Linked DNA regions of Mus musculus: region 2 is linked to region 1. Evidence: chromatin loops called from intact Hi-C (ENCODE). Cell type or tissue: gastrocnemius. All regions are shown on one strand. Links, peaks and the distances in the headings refer to the core of each region. The heading gives the core; the rest is flanking DNA. Region 1 holds the start of Ppwd1 (peptidylprolyl isomerase domain and WD repeat containing 1). Region 2 holds the start of Trappc13 (trafficking protein particle complex 13).

Region 1 (8,370 bases), core at 371-8,370:
GAACTCTGCAGCTCGGGTTAGAAAAGCAGTGCTAGTATCTACCGGTTGCTTTATACAGTAACAAGTCTAAACTGCGTTTGGTCAGAATTATTCTATTATTATACTATTAAAGCTTTATATCTCAAATGCAATTTGTTTTAAGAGATCAAGAGTAGACTCTTCTAAAGTATTCCCTCCAACGTTGATAATCACTGTCAATATAATCTAAGCCCTAATTAAAACTCATCCACATTTCTACAACAGCTGCCTGTTCTCCTTGTTCCTATTTTTGCCCTATTTTAATGCATTAGTATGGCCAACGTGCTCCTTTTAAAAATAGGAATGTGATGTTACTTGCTCACAGGTCCAAAAATCCAAATAAAGAACAGAAAGCTAGAATTTAGCATATTAATTTTTTGCTTTAGCTTCTTCTGCCCCTTACTCTATTCCAGTTTTCTCACTTATAAAAAGAAAATTTTAAGATTCTTAAACTATTAAGATAAATGAGATAATTAATGAAATATAGCTCAAATAGGATCTATACATATCATGAGCTAAAAAATCAGGGGACCATTTTTACTGTTATTACCATTCTTTGAAATTTCCTATACATCCATTTTGAAGGTCCTCTGATAATTCCAGGAGGTTTGAGTTACATTATCTTCTCTATAAACACCAAAGAGGCCAATTTATTACCATTTCTATCTTAATACACTTTCTTCCTAGGAAAGCTGATAACATGATTCAGCCATTACTGACTTTTATCACCAAATATACATACACATACTAGGATGTTCTGTCTGACATATTTTATTTTAAATAAGAAAACATGCAGGGTTTTGTTTAAGTATTATAGAATTTGCAAAATTAAATCTATGAAATCCCCAAATTACTTCTGTAAGTCCACTCATAATTAAGCTTTAGATTTTTTTCTGAGAATGTATACTATGATATACTTGGGGCTGGAGAGGCAGCTCAGTAGTTATGAGCACCGGCTGCTGTTTCAGGGGACCTGAGTTTAATTCCTAGCACCTACATGGCAGTTTACACTTTACAAAGGTCTGTAATGCTGATTCTGAGAGATTCATTGCACTCTTTTGGCTTCTGTAGGTATCAGGCATGCAGGTGGTGCAGAAACACATTCAAAACACTCATGCGTATAAGATAAATGTAAAATGTAAAGGACAAAGTATGACACACTTACTTGGTACATACCACATGTGTGATAACATCTCTGTGCATGTAACTGCGCTCATACATGGATGCACTGGGGAGATTATCAAGGTAGACTCTTTCGAACTCCAGAACTGGGGGAGGGGGTCAAAAGTATTTTTAGTGAATGAAATTAACATGATTATTTAGAATTTTCTAAATTTTTATATTACCTTCTACATTTTAATTTCTTTCAATAAACATATGGGATACGAAAATCCAGTATTTGTTAATACCAGTTATAACTTTTATTACTTCAGAAGTTAGTATGTCAGGTTCCCTGGGATTATATAAAAACTGTTTCAAAGACTTTATGTCTGCTGCAGTGTCTGTCAGGTGTGTACAGGCAGGAACCCAATGAGGCCAGCAGAGGATGGTGAATGAATCTGAAATAGAATTCCAGCTGGTTTATGAGCTGTTTCCTGTGGGTCCTGAGAACCAAATGTAGGTGTTTTGCAGGATCAGCAAGTCTTCTCACAACTGAGCTTCTAGCTCCTGGTTCAAAGTTTTTGATAACTGTGAATGGTTCTGGCTTAATATGAATGTGTAAAGAAATATAAAGCTTTACGGAAATGATTTCTATAACCATATAGAAACTAGTAGTAAGTGTTAATGTAACAAAAGCTGACAGCTATTTGTAAGATGTATGTTTAAAGACATTATTCCTCTATTAAAGAGTCAGTATAAAGACCTGAAACATAAAAACAAACAAAACACTTAGCTGTTTATAGTTGAGAAAATCCTAGCAAATCTACTTGAGTGCCTTTCAGATAGTTTTCTAAAGTATAACACCTAGAAAAATGGAAAATCGATGATCATCAAAAAAAAAATCTTAATTTTATGATGAGCCATGATCAATTTTTAGAAAATGCACTGTTTCCAAATAAAAAGATCAAACTTGCCTATATAAAGCTAGCAAATTAAACATGACCAACTATTAGGTTCTTGTTACTGCTATGTGGCACACTCAAAATTATGTATGACAAATTGCTTTTCAAATTTTTTTTAGTAACAGAATCCCCATTTTTATGTGTGCCTAGTAAAATTTTCTTAAAATGGCCTTTCTTGGGTTCTTGTAGTAACTGTATAGTAAGGGTTAGGATTAGCATTTTGTGATAATATACGTATATGTATATAAACACACACACATATATACATACACATTCTTAAAAAGTTTTCCTTTCTTCCCTTCTTCAGTTTTTCAGCTTGGAGCTAGGTATTAATTAGGATTACAGCATTAATTCTAAGAGCCCAGGACAATGAAAATGAGGGCCATATACCAGTCATCTTAGGGCAGGACGTGCCTAGGAACATTGGAGTCACACCAATCCTGGGCTGCTTATTTCATAAAAGTGGTACTCCAGTATCTTTTTAATGCTGTTGTTTATTGGAATTTTCTGTAGTGAATATTTTCCTATATTCCAGATTGCTTTTGTTGTTCACTAATTCATTTAAATATATTCAAGGGAACATGCACAGAAAGAAGAGAAAGACATAATTATTTTCCTTAGGAAATAGTTTATTTTAAGACAGGCAAGATGGCTCCGAGTAACAATGCTTGCCTCTGGCAACCTGAGTTCAATCTTTGGAATCCACACAAAGGTGGATGTAGAGAACCAACTCTACAAGGTGACATTGTCCTCTGCCCTCCACTCTTGTACTAAGTATAAGCGTTCCCACCTCTCTGGTCCCACCAACACATAATATACCTGACACCCACATAGTATACATGCCTGCAAAACACCCTTACACATAAAATAATAGTAATAATAATAATAAATGTTTAAAAAATAGCTTAACTCAAAGTACTATAAAACAACCATATATCATTGTGAACATATACACACAAAAGTCTAATCTTGCCTACATTTCCAAAAATTTTAAATCACTAAGCACCTGTCATCCTCCCTCAAACTCAAACTCCATTGGTTGGCTTAAAAAAAAAATCTGGCTAAGGGAAAAGATTTTTCACATGATATACCTATTCCTGTCCCAACTCTATTGTTCATAAGACACTTGTTTCCTATGTCAGCATTTCAAAGTTTGGTTTTTCTTTTTCATTTTGTTTCGTTTTCCTTCCTAAATTATCCTTCCATTCTTTCCACCTAAGCAGTTCTTGTAGTAATATTTAGGTGAAATAATAACAGCACAAATGTTATAAAATATTCATTTAAACTTGTATGCAAAACACTGTATTGAAGTGTTGGAGCCGAAAGTACAAGATCCTTGTTCTTACATGATTAGGCTAGTAGTGTTCAGGAAGTCACATGAGTAAACACACAACTACAAAAAGTAGTAAGTGCCTCGAAGGCAAAAGCAGGATTGGGCAGAAAAAGTAAGGAGCTAACTAAAGGGTGTCACTATCCAATGTTCAAAAAGCACTGACCTAAAACCTAGACCTGTTAAAAAGCTAGCATGGTTAAAGGAGAGAAATGACTCCAGATAGAGACACTTCACAGTATCTGGACAGGAACGTAGAGGAGCCCTTGCTCAAGGACAAGGTAGGGTTTTGAGAATGGACAGAATTGGGAGTCCTGCTTGGGGAAATAAAGAGAGACAAACTGCCTCATAATCCATGTTAAGGTGTTTGGGCTTTGTTCTGAAAATAAAAGATTTTTAAATAGTTCCACAGTCAGAATTGAGATTAACGCGTGAGCGAACGAACACACACACACACACAACCCTAAGACATTTATGAAAAAGTTCCTAGAACAGTCTTTAAAACAGTAAATATTATCTCTTTACCAAACTTTAATATTATAAAATCTTGTTATTATTCACGTTAGTGGCAAAACTTTACTATATTGTCTCGAGTATGGCTTCATATCCAGCTAGCTTAAGCAACTTCCCCTGAGTTTGAAAATTCATTACTAGACGAGTCAGGGTTGAAAGCTTAAGTGTTTATGATTCTGAGAGCTCCTTCCCACACCTGCTCAATCAATATTAGGAATTCCAACTTCACACAGCAGCTATGAGGTCAAAAAAAGCATCCAAACACAGAAATACAGACAAGCACTAGTTTGTATCATCTCTGACAGTCAGGAATCAACGGTGTTCCTTTTTTTTTTTTTTTTTTTAACACGCCATACTAACACCAATTCACTCTTTAGGGAGGAAATGCAGTGAAGATCGTCCGTTCTAAGTGCACAAACCCACAATCTCACTCCCGCCCGTGGGCGTGCTTGAGATCAACCCTCCCACTCGGCCGGAGTAGCCGTCCAGCTTGCTCGCGGGCTCTCCGCTGCTACCTTTCCTCTTCTTGGCAAGGGTTGCCTCCACCGGTAAAGGCCCGACCCAGCGCTCTTCATTCTCATCATCATTTTCTTCGCTCCCCGCCACTGCCAGGGCCGGTTCTCGCTCGCTCAGTTCCGTTTTTTCTGATCCCTCTGGGTCTCGGCGCCTTCTCCTCCTCAGCTGCGAATCGCTCCCACTCTCGGTCGCCATGTCGTCCGAGGCGTTAGAAGAGACGCGACGACCGAGTGAACTAGGTTTCCCCGAGCCGCGGCGCAGCTTTTGTCCGTCAGCTGCCGGAAGCGCTTTTTGATTGGCTGCGGTGGGCGCAGCTGGTCCAATCAGCGAGCAGCGCGCGTAAACAGCGCGGCTTGGCTGTGTTGACGAGAGCGCTGAGGAGGCCGGAGGACTGAAGTGAGTTGAAACCGGCTCTGACTGGCAAAGGCCCCAGTTTTCTGTCAAGGAGGATGGCAGCTCGCGGGTTTGGGGGACCCAGGTACCCCCTAGATCGGACGCTTACGCCTTACGAACTGGAGGTCTCGCGCTTCTCGGCCTCTCGGGCCAATGCTGTTCTAGAACCTACCTGTTTTTTCCCGAAAAAGCCGAGGGGCGGGGTTGGAAGGAACTTTTTGTTAAAAAGAATGAAGTAGATTTCTATCAGCTAAACTATATATTGAAATTACTGTAATTTATAAGGTGGCCTCCCATTTAGAATATTCTTTTTGACTTGGAATGTGTATGTATGTGACGCGAGAAATTCACGAAGGGCCTGCGTGTTACGTTCCCGCGTCTCCACCTGCCTGCTCTATGTTTGACGATTAGCATATAGTCTATGAGCCTTTGCTATTTCTGGATCTTTATATTTCTGTATAGGTCTAGAATTTCCTCATCAAGTGCGACAGAGTTTTTGTCGCCTTTAAGATGTTAATTAAGATAAAAGAGGACAATTTGGGGGGAGTTGACATCTTCGCGTTATTGACACCTTTAACCTAGGAGCATGCTACCGTGTTCTGTCTATTCCAACAACAAAGCTGCATCCTGTACCACTTCTCCGTTGGTAATTTACAGGTTAAGCAATTTAAGACTTAAAAATTCCTTATGAGTAAAAAAATACATTGGGGCGGTGTTTATTCTGATTTACATCTGATGTTGTAAACTACAGGTCCTCTCTACATCCTTAAAATTACCTAACTGTACCTCATGATACACTATCATCTTTACAACAGCCATCTAGTAACCTTGCCCTGGATGACTATATTCATTAATATGCTATCTTTTGTTGTTTTAATTGGGCCACTAGTTAGTAATTTAAAGTGGGCTACTATCCAAAGTTGCTTTATATTCTTTGAGTTTTCTTAAAGACAAAAACAAAAAACAAAAAAAACCAACATTCTGTAACCTTTCCCCCTCTCCTCTTAAAATTTTGTTTGTAAACCTTATAGCCTTTATGTGATAAGCTATTTCTCTGAACCCTGACCCCTTCTGAGATAGGATTTTTCTTTTATGTCCTGACTGTCCTTGAAAGGACAGAGATTCGAATGCCTCTGCTTCTGCTTCCCAAGTGCTGGGATTAAAGGCAGGGGTCACACCACCTGGCTGTATCTGCTCTTAAAATTCAAATTCCTTGATACTTCCTCACAGTGGATCACCTTAGGTTCCATTTCACTTAGTTGGAAGAAGTAATTCAAACACACCTTCCACAAGCTCTTACCAATACATCTCCTCACCTACCTGAATTTTGCACTCTTGTTTTTCTACTGACTCTCCTGTTACAATGGAACTTTTTAAAATTTAAATCCATTCTTCATTAGGTGGACACTTAGTTGATTACATATCTGGGCTATTGTGAATGGTGCTATAGTAAACAAGATTGTAAACATCTTTTTAACATGCTAGTTTCCTTTGGATATATATCTAATAGTGGAATTACTGGATCCTGTGGTAGTTCTGTTTCTAATTTTTGCTAACATCCATACTCTTTTTTTTTTTTTAATAATGGCTATATGAAAATATTCCCTCCAACAGGTGCGTGTTCATGTTTCTCTTTTGATAAAAAGGACTTTTTGTTTTTTTAGTCACTCCTACATTCAGCAGATAGTTGTTTAATGCATGTGTCTTTTTTTTTTTTTTTTAACGTTAGTAGTTGCAGTAAGGTGAAGAAAACTATAAAGGATATGTCAGAGAATAAACAAGAAGTACATCCAGATACTATTACAGATGTGGAAGCTGTTATAGATACAGAGGAAGAACTTATTAAAGAATGTGAAGAAATGTGGAAAGACATGGAAGATGTAAGTTTCAACAGATAAAAGTGATATATTAATATAATTTTACATAATTGACTTAGGAAAGAAACCGTGTTAGTTTCCGCATAACTATTTTTTTTATAAATTATTTGTATAGATTTTATACCTAAAAGCATTCTTTTAAAAATTTTTATACTTGATAAGCTATAGAAAGAGAAAAAAAATAATGGTAGTTTTGGTTCTCAGGGAGATTTTTTTTGCTTATAGAGGTCATTCATAATATTGTATATAATGCACCATTAAGGGTATTATGGTAGAATGCAAAAAACTATACTTAGGAGAAATGTGTAAGGCATTATGAAGGAGTCAAGGTTACCTTTCTACAAGAAGTAAATGGATAATTAAGAGCCTGTGAAATTAGGACAAGACAAAAATGGAAAAGTCCGAATGTATAGTTTAAAGAGGTTAGAGAAATCTTGGTAAGATTTTATGGAAAAATATATACTAGGAAAAGGAAATCTTGTGAACTGAGACTGTAGAGAATTAGCTTGGAATAAGAACATGGATTTTGTGGAGTGGGTTCAATGGGAGATCATTAAAAGGTTGAAATTCACTGTGAAATGATTGGCTACATGAAAACAACCATTTTGTTGTGTTTTAAGACAAGAGTACAGAAACAGGATGCTTTAAGAGAATCTCGTAGTCATCCTGGTAAGGCCTGATGAAGGCCTGAATGCTGTCATTGCAAGAGTGAATTCAATAGATTCTAAGAAGGTTGGAACTAAAGGACACAAAAGTTAATAAATGCCAGATTAGAGGAAATCATGAATCATTTTAGTACCTGTTTGGGACAGTAGATGTTGACTGAATTAGTATCCAAATTAGAGAATATAGCTGTAGAAATAATACATAATTAAGAGTTATGAGTGAAACAAATATAGAAATTAAAATGTTGACCTTGAAATTATGAACTTTTTTTTTTTTAGTGAGATAGAGGCACTTGATACACTATGCTATTTTGGTAAATTTTTTTTCTTTAACATATGATATAAATCACAGACACAAGTAATATCCTACTTCAGTAAAGCAAGAGGGGTGAATGAATTTTTTATGAATATAGAGAGCATCCTGCTCTTTTCACTAAACTTTATGAGTATGAACAATGAATAACATATTTTACAAAATTATTTTGTCAAAAATCCTTGGTGCTTTATGCCACTACTATATTTACTAAATAATTCTTATAATTCTTTTTTTGTTGTTTTCCACTATAGAAAATTGCATTTTACAAAATATCTTTAAATTTTACAGAAAATTACTACAATAAGATATGAGGACAGATAAGACTTAAGCTCCTCATATTTTAACGTATCAGACAACCATTAACATTGTTTGGTATTAAAGTCAGGCAAATAATATTTCTTTGAGGCATATCATGTTAACTACTTATTTGTTTTGTTATTATTCTATAGTACTTTTTTCATGTGTTTGCTTACCTCCCATTATGTGGCTTAGAATTCATGCAAGCTAGTGGGTGTTCTAATAATCACTGTTTTAGAGAGAGAGGGGAATGCAACCAAAGTTTCTGTAGGTGCTCTACTACTTAGCTACATATACAACTCTTCCCTTTTCCTTTTGATATACTCACTTTGGAACCAGTTTGACTGCCATCTTCATCTTATGTAAAAATTTAAATAAATTC
Region 2 (8,402 bases), core at 148-8,147, 49 kb before region 1:
GATTTCTGAGTTCGAGGCCAGCCTGGTCTACAGAGTGAGTTCCTGGTCAGCCAGGGCTATACAGAGAAACCCTGTCTCGAAAACCAAAAAAAAAAAAAAAAAAAAAAAAGATGTTAGTTTACTGGACGCCAATGTAGAATAAGAGCACAACACAGAAGTTCTCGTGATTTCCCAAATTAAAGCAGTGACCAGAAGTTCCAGCACACAAGGCCTCAAGAATGGAGCCAGTCAGGATCTGATCTACAAGTTGTGGTTCCTAACCAGGCTAAAGGTAAATATAATAAAGGTTCTTCTATATCTACACACACACACACACACACACACACACACACACACACACACGTTTAGTCTTTTACTCCCCAAACGTGAGAGAACTAATTTATGGTCTTACACACTGCTACAAAAACTATGACCCTGATTTCTGTCGTGATGTCACAACAAAACCAGTCTGATTCTTAAGAATTAAGAGGTAACTGTATAATGAATCATTTTACAGCCTTAAAATAACCATATTTTTCCTAAGATTAAGTTTTAGTATAGACTTAATATGTGATGACATAGTCTTTAAGTACTTGAGAATGATCACTTCTTGACCTTTTCTGGCTTACAATCAAGGATGAGGAATTAATGAGCTTATTTTTGTTTTCTTTACCCCTTTTCAGTGTAAAGAAGGACATCAAGAATTCTTTTATTGTTGTCTGAACATATTCAGTGATATACTAAAGAAACAAGTGAAATTTTGAGAGCTCTTTTTAGGTCAAATGTAGTTTCAAGAAAAACAAAAGGGAGTGAGGATGTAGCTCAGTCAGTAGAGTGCTTGCCTAGCATGCACAAAGCCCTGGGTTCAAATCCCAGCATACCATAAACTGGGTATAATGGTGCTCATCTGTGATCTGAGCATCTGGAAGGTGGAGGCGAGGGGGCCGGGGACACTTGGTCATTCTCAGCCACACTGAGAGTTTAAGGTCAAGTCACTAAGTGTCTTCTCTTTCTACAAATGAAGAATAATAACAAATACAACTCCCTACCACTGAGATTTTTGGTAGCTTCTAAGTTGTGTGAAATCACACTTAGCAGCTCATATAATTGTTTTAAGTTCATATAGAAATCATAACGATCCATGAAAGAGCTGTTTCATTTTCTAGGAGGCAACAATACCTTAGAAAGATGATTTTTGAATTATTGCCCTGATCTCTTACTAGACATGTTATCTTGGAAAAGCTGCTAGACCTTAAAAGATAAGTTATCTTTTAAGCCCACACACTAGATGTAAGACGGAGATAATGAATATCCAGTAAGTTCCTTTCAAACACATATAATCTATTTTAGTCTAGATCGTGTGGAAGTCTACAGGTCTCATTGTTGTATTGATAAATATTGCAAACCTTCTTAGTTCCACATTCATAGACAGTCATATTAACTGCAGACATCAAAACAGGATTGTAGGTTAGGAATGGAACTGGCGAGCTTCTGGAATGCAAGATGTGTATGGAGCTCACAGAGAATGAGGGAGGAATGTGGAGTATATCAAAAGGGATGCCTTAAAGAAGGTTAAGTGCAATTCAATCTAGTTTAAATGTCTTGTAACCATTTCTCCCTATCAGTTGAAGTCACTGTTAACTTTATAAATGCACATCCCAAAAGCAAGAAAGTGCATTGTGGCAGTAGCAAACATAAAAAAGAGGCTGAAAATGTTTTTAAATAAAAGGTTATCGATAAGCAAATTCAAGGAAAATCTGACCTCTTATCTTTTTTTTTCTGATCAAATTAAATCATTAAAACGTATTCAAAACTTCTGCGTATAGACAGTTAAAGTTGTTAAGATAGTCTAGTCAATTTTCCCACAAACATGATACTACAGTATGAATTAATTTGTAGTATATTTCAACAAATCTAAGAAGTATTAGGTGTAGTTCCACTTATTTCAAATCCTTGGTATTATCGTGCTACACTATCTACAGATAAGTTAAATTCTGGTAACTTCATCCCTGCGCCATGGACAGATTTAGGAGCAATTTTTGAAAAAAACATATCAAATGCCAGCTGAAATTTATGCTGGTTCACAGAGATCTCTGCGGCAGGGTCGAGGCGCGTGAGCTTCAGTGGACAAAACGTGGTGGCTGCGGTAGCAGAGACCTCTCAGAGCTTGGGTTCGCATTTCATTCCAGGAAGAGCAGGAAGGCGAGTTGCCGGGGTTAGGGACAAGGCCTACTTCGGGGATCCTTCGCACAATGAGGGTACAGGCAAACAACAGAGTGAGGAGTCTCAGGTTAGCAAGTTTACCTTTTAGCGCCAGCAGGTGCTCCTGTTTGGGGGGATTCACTTCCATCTTGGCGGGCACTTCTGACCTCAGCCTACGCAGGCTGAAGTTTCACCGGGTCTGGAAGGAAAGTGCAAAGCACAGGTCCCGGAAGATCGGGCTTCAAACGCACGCCCGACTTCTTTCTGCTCGTGAGGACTTAAATTCTCTTGTCACTAAATCCTTTACGGCCCCAGTGAAATCTTTGTACCATGGCCATTCCTTAGCTCAGAAGCACACACTTGCCTCAACCACTAAGGCTGACTACAACGATCCACTTCTTGCTGACAATTCGCGGCTTCCCAAAAGCTTTCATTGCCCGGTGGGGGTGGGGGAGGGCGCTACTGTCATGGCATGCTGGGATTTGTAGTTCATCATATACAAATTTCGCAGTGTACGCGGGGCAGGTGGCATGTAGCTCAGTCCTTTATTCTGATTCGTTTCAGTTCTAGAGAAAAAATATTGTTACAGGAATGTCATTTTCACCATAAAATTTTATTTATGTTCCATACTTAAAAAAAAAAAATTTCTCCTCTCCATTACTCGCAGATGCTTTCATGAAAAACAGTGCGCACGCGCAAGCCGTACAGCCAATGACTGACGGGAGAGAAAAGGTCAGAAGGGACCGAACGGCTCGCCATCTATCCTGCGCATGCGTGAGGGCGGCATGCGCCGAGGCTTCTGGGTAGGACGCTCAACCCCTCCTCTCAGTAAAAGGCTCTCCTGCAGCTGTGGCGCGGCTCCATCCAGGATGGCTGCCCTCGCTGTAAACAAGCCCGGAGCCGGAGTAGACAGTGGGCGGCAGGGCAGCCGGGGGACGGCTGTGGTGAAGGTGAGGGAACTTGCGTGCTCTGTTCTCCACCTGCGGCCTCCCTTCGGTTCGTCCTGGAGACCTGGCCGCGACTGTGTGGCCCAGGCTTGGCCGGGTGGGATGCGCGGCCTCTGGTGGGCGTTACAAGCCTTTCCGCCCTTCCGCGGTCCTTGCCCCGCGGAGCTGAAGTTGCCTGGTCTTCTACCTCAAGTGTCAACGTTGTCCGTGGGGCTGTTTGTGAAAAGCATCGCGTGAAAGTTGACCTGGATTTATTTGGTCTTTCCCCTAGTCTTCTGTTTCTAGTGATGCCTCAACAGGCGTTACTTACTTGACTTGGTTGTATTAAACACTTATTGCAATAGACAAGTACTGTCGTAGATGGTTCAGCTCGCAAATATCTACTTAAAAGGTAGATGTTAAATCGCATTTTACATGGGAGGAACCCTAGGTTTAAGTTAATACAGTATGTGCTAAGGGCTCAGAGTTTACTGGTTGTCAACGTCTGCCATTCAACATTGCCCTGAACAGTAGAGACTGGAAACTTCTGAACTCTCCAACTGCAGCACATTTGGGCTTTAACACTAGATGTATGGAGTTTATAACTCTCTGGTTAGAAGATTCTACCGTCTACTTATTTACGAGCTACATTTACTAAAAATTAAGTGCAAGTGTGAAGATCATTTTCCTCACCCACTGTAACCTAGATCTAAAAGGGGCAGGCGTTTTAGGGAGTCACTCGGAAAGATTATCTGTTGCCAAGAGATTAAACAACAACTCTTTCTGAGTGTGTTGACGACAGGACATTTTTTTAATTCCCAGAAGTAATTTTAATGGACACTTGGATTTATAACAGTGAACCCAAGTCTGGTTGGACATTCTTTTAACTCGTTAAATGGTAGATATCTCTTTCTGTCTCTGTCTCTCTCTATAGCAAAGGTCTGCTTTTGAGGAATATATGCCTACGATGTATTATCAGTCGTATTTTATTGGTGTTGAATCAGTTAACTTTTTATATTAATGAAATTTAGAGAAGCCCTCATTAAGCATATTTTGTGCTTATTGAGATTTAATATTTTGAATTGTGTTTTTGCCAAATGGGAATACTTGCAGAATATTTTGTCATTCTTTTCCTATAATTGGAATATCATGTCTAATTCTCCTTAACACTTCGTTTTACTTTACTCATAAAGTATTCTGCATATGTACATGAAAAACATAACGGTTGTAGTTATGGCATATGAATGCACTATAATTTCCCTTTCAATTTAGTATTTATATGTATCTTTCCTTGTTTTTAATTAATGATACAAATAGTGCTTTAAAGAGTTACACACTGGTTTTGTCATATGTGGGCTGGATGTTATTCACTAGTAGACCATTTACCTGCTATGTGCAGGAACCTGAGATTTCCCAGTGGCAGAAACAGCAATAGCAACAAAGAAGAAAGCACTTGGATCCTGTCATGTATGTATGACGCAGTTTAGAGTAAGTTCCATAAGTACTGCTAAATTGTGTCCATGAATGCTATTATTAGTCAATAGACTTTTTGTATTAGTCAGTGAAATTGTTTTCCTATACTTCTATTAATACAAAACTTTAACAACTTTTTGAAAAAAATATCTTGATGTAGTTATTCTTTGTTCTCTAATGAGTTAGACTGAAATCTTAATATAAAGTTTTCTTTAACATTTAGCAGGTATTTATCTCTTTTTTTTCCCTATGAATTATACCACATTTAAGTTTCTTTTGAATTATTACCAGTATGTGAGGTAACTACAAATTACCAGTTTAATTGTAGTAAAAGAAATTTGTATCTCAGTTTCTAAGTCTAAATGTATTAGAGAATCAAGTTGTCTTCTGACCTCCATACTTGTTCTGTGGCACCTTATATATGTGTGTGCACACACATCCACACATAGAAAATAGCATAAACTTGTAAAAGATTAATGGAGTCATACTATATGTCAAAAATTGAATAATTTATCTATCTATAGAAGAAAGCAAGGGTGTCTCTATTTTAGGTTTTAAAATACTAAGAAACATGCCTGGCTTGGTCAATTGTTTTTAAATCTAAAATATGTGAATATTGTTTCAGTAGTGTTTACAGGGCACATGTTTCTGTTTTATATACAGGTTCTGGAGTGTGGGGTTTGTGAAGATGTCTTCTCTTTGCAAGGAGATAAAGTTCCTCGCCTCCTCCTCTGTGGCCACACAGTCTGTCATGACTGTCTTACTCGCTTGCCTCTGCATGGAAGAGCAATACGTTGCCCATTTGATCGACAAGTAACAGACCTAGGTAGGAAAATTATATGAGGTTAAAGTGAAAAATTATTCAAACACAAATGTCACAGAAAACAAATTTTTACACCTGACTTTTTATGTTACGTTCCAAAGAGCTTTCACAATCTGAGTCTCTACTAAGGTAGATGAGGTCCACTCTTAACTGCCATGGGAATCTGAAACTTCCATAGCTATGCTTAACACAAAAAGCTTTAAGAAGTATCAGAAATATATGCTACCCTTATTCAAAGAAATGAGACTACTTTATTCATCCCAGGTTAAGTCCTACTAATGCTCTGAATACAGAACATGGTTTCTTTTTTTAAATGAAAGGTAATCAAAATATAAAGTCATTCAACTCTCAGTATTTCCTCCCTCCCTCACTCCTTCCTTCCTTTTTTCTCTTCCTTCCTTTCGTCGAGATAGGGTTTCTCTGTGTAGCCCTGGCTGTCCTGAAACTTGGTTTGTGGATCAGACTGGCCTTGACTGAGATCTGTCTGCCTCTAGCTCCCCAGTCCTGAATTAGAGGTGTGCACCACCATGGCCTCCTAGGTCCTTGCATGTTTTTACAACTACTTGGGAATCAGTGTTGACATATTTTAAATGTAAAAGTGTGTGTGTGTGGGTTTACCCAAATCCAGTTAGGTTGGCAGAAGATGCCTTTATCCAAAGATCTATCTCACTGGCTCAGGTTTAGAAAGTACAACATTAACATTTGAACAGTTATTTCACAGTTTAATGTAAATTCTTAATTTATTCTGTAAGATAAAAGAATTTTTCCCAAAATTTTTTAAGGCTGACTTTTTTCCCCTCAGGTGTTTATCAGTACTTAAGACCAGGGCTCGTGGAAGGAGTGAACCGACTCCTGACCTCCATACTTGCTCTGTTGCACCTTATATATGTGTGTGCACACACATCCACACATAGAAAATAGCATAAACTTGTAAAAGATTAGTGGAGTCATACTATATGTCAAAAATTGAATAATTTATCTATCTATAGAAGAAAGCAAGGGTGTCTCTATTTTAGGTTTTAAAATACTAAGAAACATGGCTTTGACATGTTTTCTTAAGGTTGTGGCTGTCTTTATTTCCTAGAAAGCTAATGAAAAACACTAATGATATTACACAGATAATATTAATGTACTATAAGCCATAAAGTAATAGCAGTGGAAACTGTCAATTTTCAGATAATGGTCTTTAAGATTGACGATGATCTGAGGTAAATCTTCCTTTTTGCAACAGTGAGGTGGTCTACATGAGTGGATGCTCAGTGTTCCTCAGCATGCATCGTGAGGAACAGAGCTTTCTCAGCTGCCCTAAACCCTGAGGATTTGCAGGGACAACACAAGTCTGTATTTTGGTTACTTTTAGTTTTTTTTAGTTTTTGTCTTGTTTTGTTTTGTTTTTGTTTTTCGAGACAGGGTTTCTCTGTGTAGCCCTGGCTGTCCTGGAACTCACTCTGTTGACCAGGCTGGCCTCAAACTTAGAAATCCACCTGCCTCTGCTTTCTGAGTGCTGGGATTAAAGGCGTGCACCACCAATGCCCAGCCAAGTTTGTGTTTTTTAAAACCATAAAGTTGTAGAGTTGTATTTATTTTTTACAGCTACAAAATTGTTAGTTACTCCTGGGAGTTTGTATGTTCCCTACATAATGACTGAATTTTGGGAAATTCTTCAAGGCCATATTTTTAAATGATTGTTCTGAATGCTTAAATGTTTATATAGATGGAGTAGATGAAGACCAATGTTCCAACGTGTTAAAGTAAGGGACTGTCCAAGTGATCAGTGGTCTCTATAAATTGGCTAAGTTTTGGAAGCTGTGTTAGGCTTCCTATATATTTTCAGTTAATATCAGTTGTTCTTGGATTTCTGATGGGATTGAAAAACTACATAGTCTCCTAGCCAGCCCATGCTTTTTGCTTTGAGAGGGTCAGATTTGAGAGGATGGTTTTCAGATGGTATTCAATCTAAAGCCAAGACATAGCCAGGTGCAGAACTATAGTTTTTAAAGTAAGGATAGATGACAGAGGTTCTATTTAATTAACAAAGATGATGGAATGGATGTTAGGTCTCATGTACTTTATAAATTACAAAATAATAATAGTTGTGTTCAGTTATATCTGAGATAAAATAGTCTTTTAATTAGACAGAAGGGGGGGGGATGTTGTGGATAACCCTGGGGCAAATTCTATTTGATGTTAATTCTATTCTCCTGTGAGTGGTTGTGAACAAGGACTGAGTCAGCACTCAGGTGAGTTCCTGTAAACCTGCTTCCCACCTTAATTTGTAAAATAAAGGAGAGCTGATGATTGGACAGATAAAAGGGAAGGTGGAGAGGAATGTAGAGAGAGGGAGAAGGAGGAGAAAATGGAAGAGGGAGAGGACGCAGAGGAGGAGGAAGAAGAAGAAAAGTGGAGCAGAAGCACATGGCCTAGAGAAACTGCAAGTTCTAAGGGGTCTCATAAATGTGGAAGATGGTAGTGTAGTGGTAGATCTGCCCAATGTTGGCACACAGCATGTATTCATATTAACTGAGTTGTGTTTTCATTGCCTGGGCATATTTGGGTTGGAGATTTACCGCAACAAAATGGCACCCAATGTGGGCCATTTTGTAAAATACATGGGACACACAGAAATAAGGAAGAGACCTTGCAGAGGGGCAGCAAAGCTGAGGAAGACTTGCTTGAGTGCTCAGATTACAGAGAAAGGGGGGATAAACATAGCTTCATTTTAAAAAAACAGAATGATTTTGGTTTGTTTCTAAGGAAAAAAGGATGAGAAACAGGCAAGGACCCTGATGACCTCCGTCCTTGAACATGTTAAGTACATACTCAGCTACTGAGCTAAACTTCTTCCCCCTATAATATCTTTAAAAAGAAATAGAGTAAAACACAGCATTATTTTCGTTTAAAAAAAAAGTCTATTAATGCATATGTGGCCTTCATTCTTGTATATGTTTTCTTATGTGTGGCTGTTTGTGTGTTTTTATTGGCCTGTATGCAGGTGCCCT

Evidence for each region. Peaks named below come from ENCODE experiments on the same cell type or tissue, not always from the same donor. Only the 100,000 strongest peaks of a DNase experiment are listed, where the experiment ranks them.
Region 2: it touches region 1 in a loop (2.4-fold over the local background); 9 of 42 quality-filtered maps call a loop at or near these places.

The regions. Positions count from the first base shown.
Region 1 is chr13:104,224,167-104,232,536 of GRCm38, forward strand. Ppwd1 (peptidylprolyl isomerase domain and WD repeat containing 1) reads right to left here and starts at 4,678. Exons shown (of 11, transcript NM_172807.4): 1 at 4,440-4,678; 2 at 1,184-1,286. The coding sequence starts at 4,635. Cenpk (centromere protein K) reads left to right here and starts at 4,800. Exons shown (of 10, transcript NM_001377093.1): 1 at 4,800-4,836; 2 at 6,563-6,713. The coding sequence starts at 6,597. In gastrocnemius, for the core only: no CTCF peak of the experiment used is centred there; a DNase peak (open chromatin) is centred at 4,725; H3K4me3 peaks cover 2,236 bases; H3K27ac peaks cover 1,217 bases.
Region 2 is chr13:104,175,831-104,184,232 of GRCm38, forward strand. Trappc13 (trafficking protein particle complex 13) reads right to left here and starts at 2,636. Exons shown (of 13, transcript NM_001093759.1): 1 at 2,284-2,636. The coding sequence starts at 2,329. It overlaps Shld3 (shieldin complex subunit 3), which reads right to left and starts at 2,629. Exons shown (of 2, transcript NM_001365338.1): 1 at 2,284-2,629. It overlaps Trim23 (tripartite motif-containing 23), which reads left to right and starts at 3,009. Exons shown (of 11, transcript NM_001361538.1): 1 at 3,009-3,131; 2 at 5,244-5,406. The coding sequence starts at 3,051. In gastrocnemius, for the core only: a CTCF peak has its summit at 3,228; DNase peaks (open chromatin) are centred at 2,647 and 2,930; H3K4me3 peaks cover 3,477 bases; H3K27ac peaks cover 2,843 bases.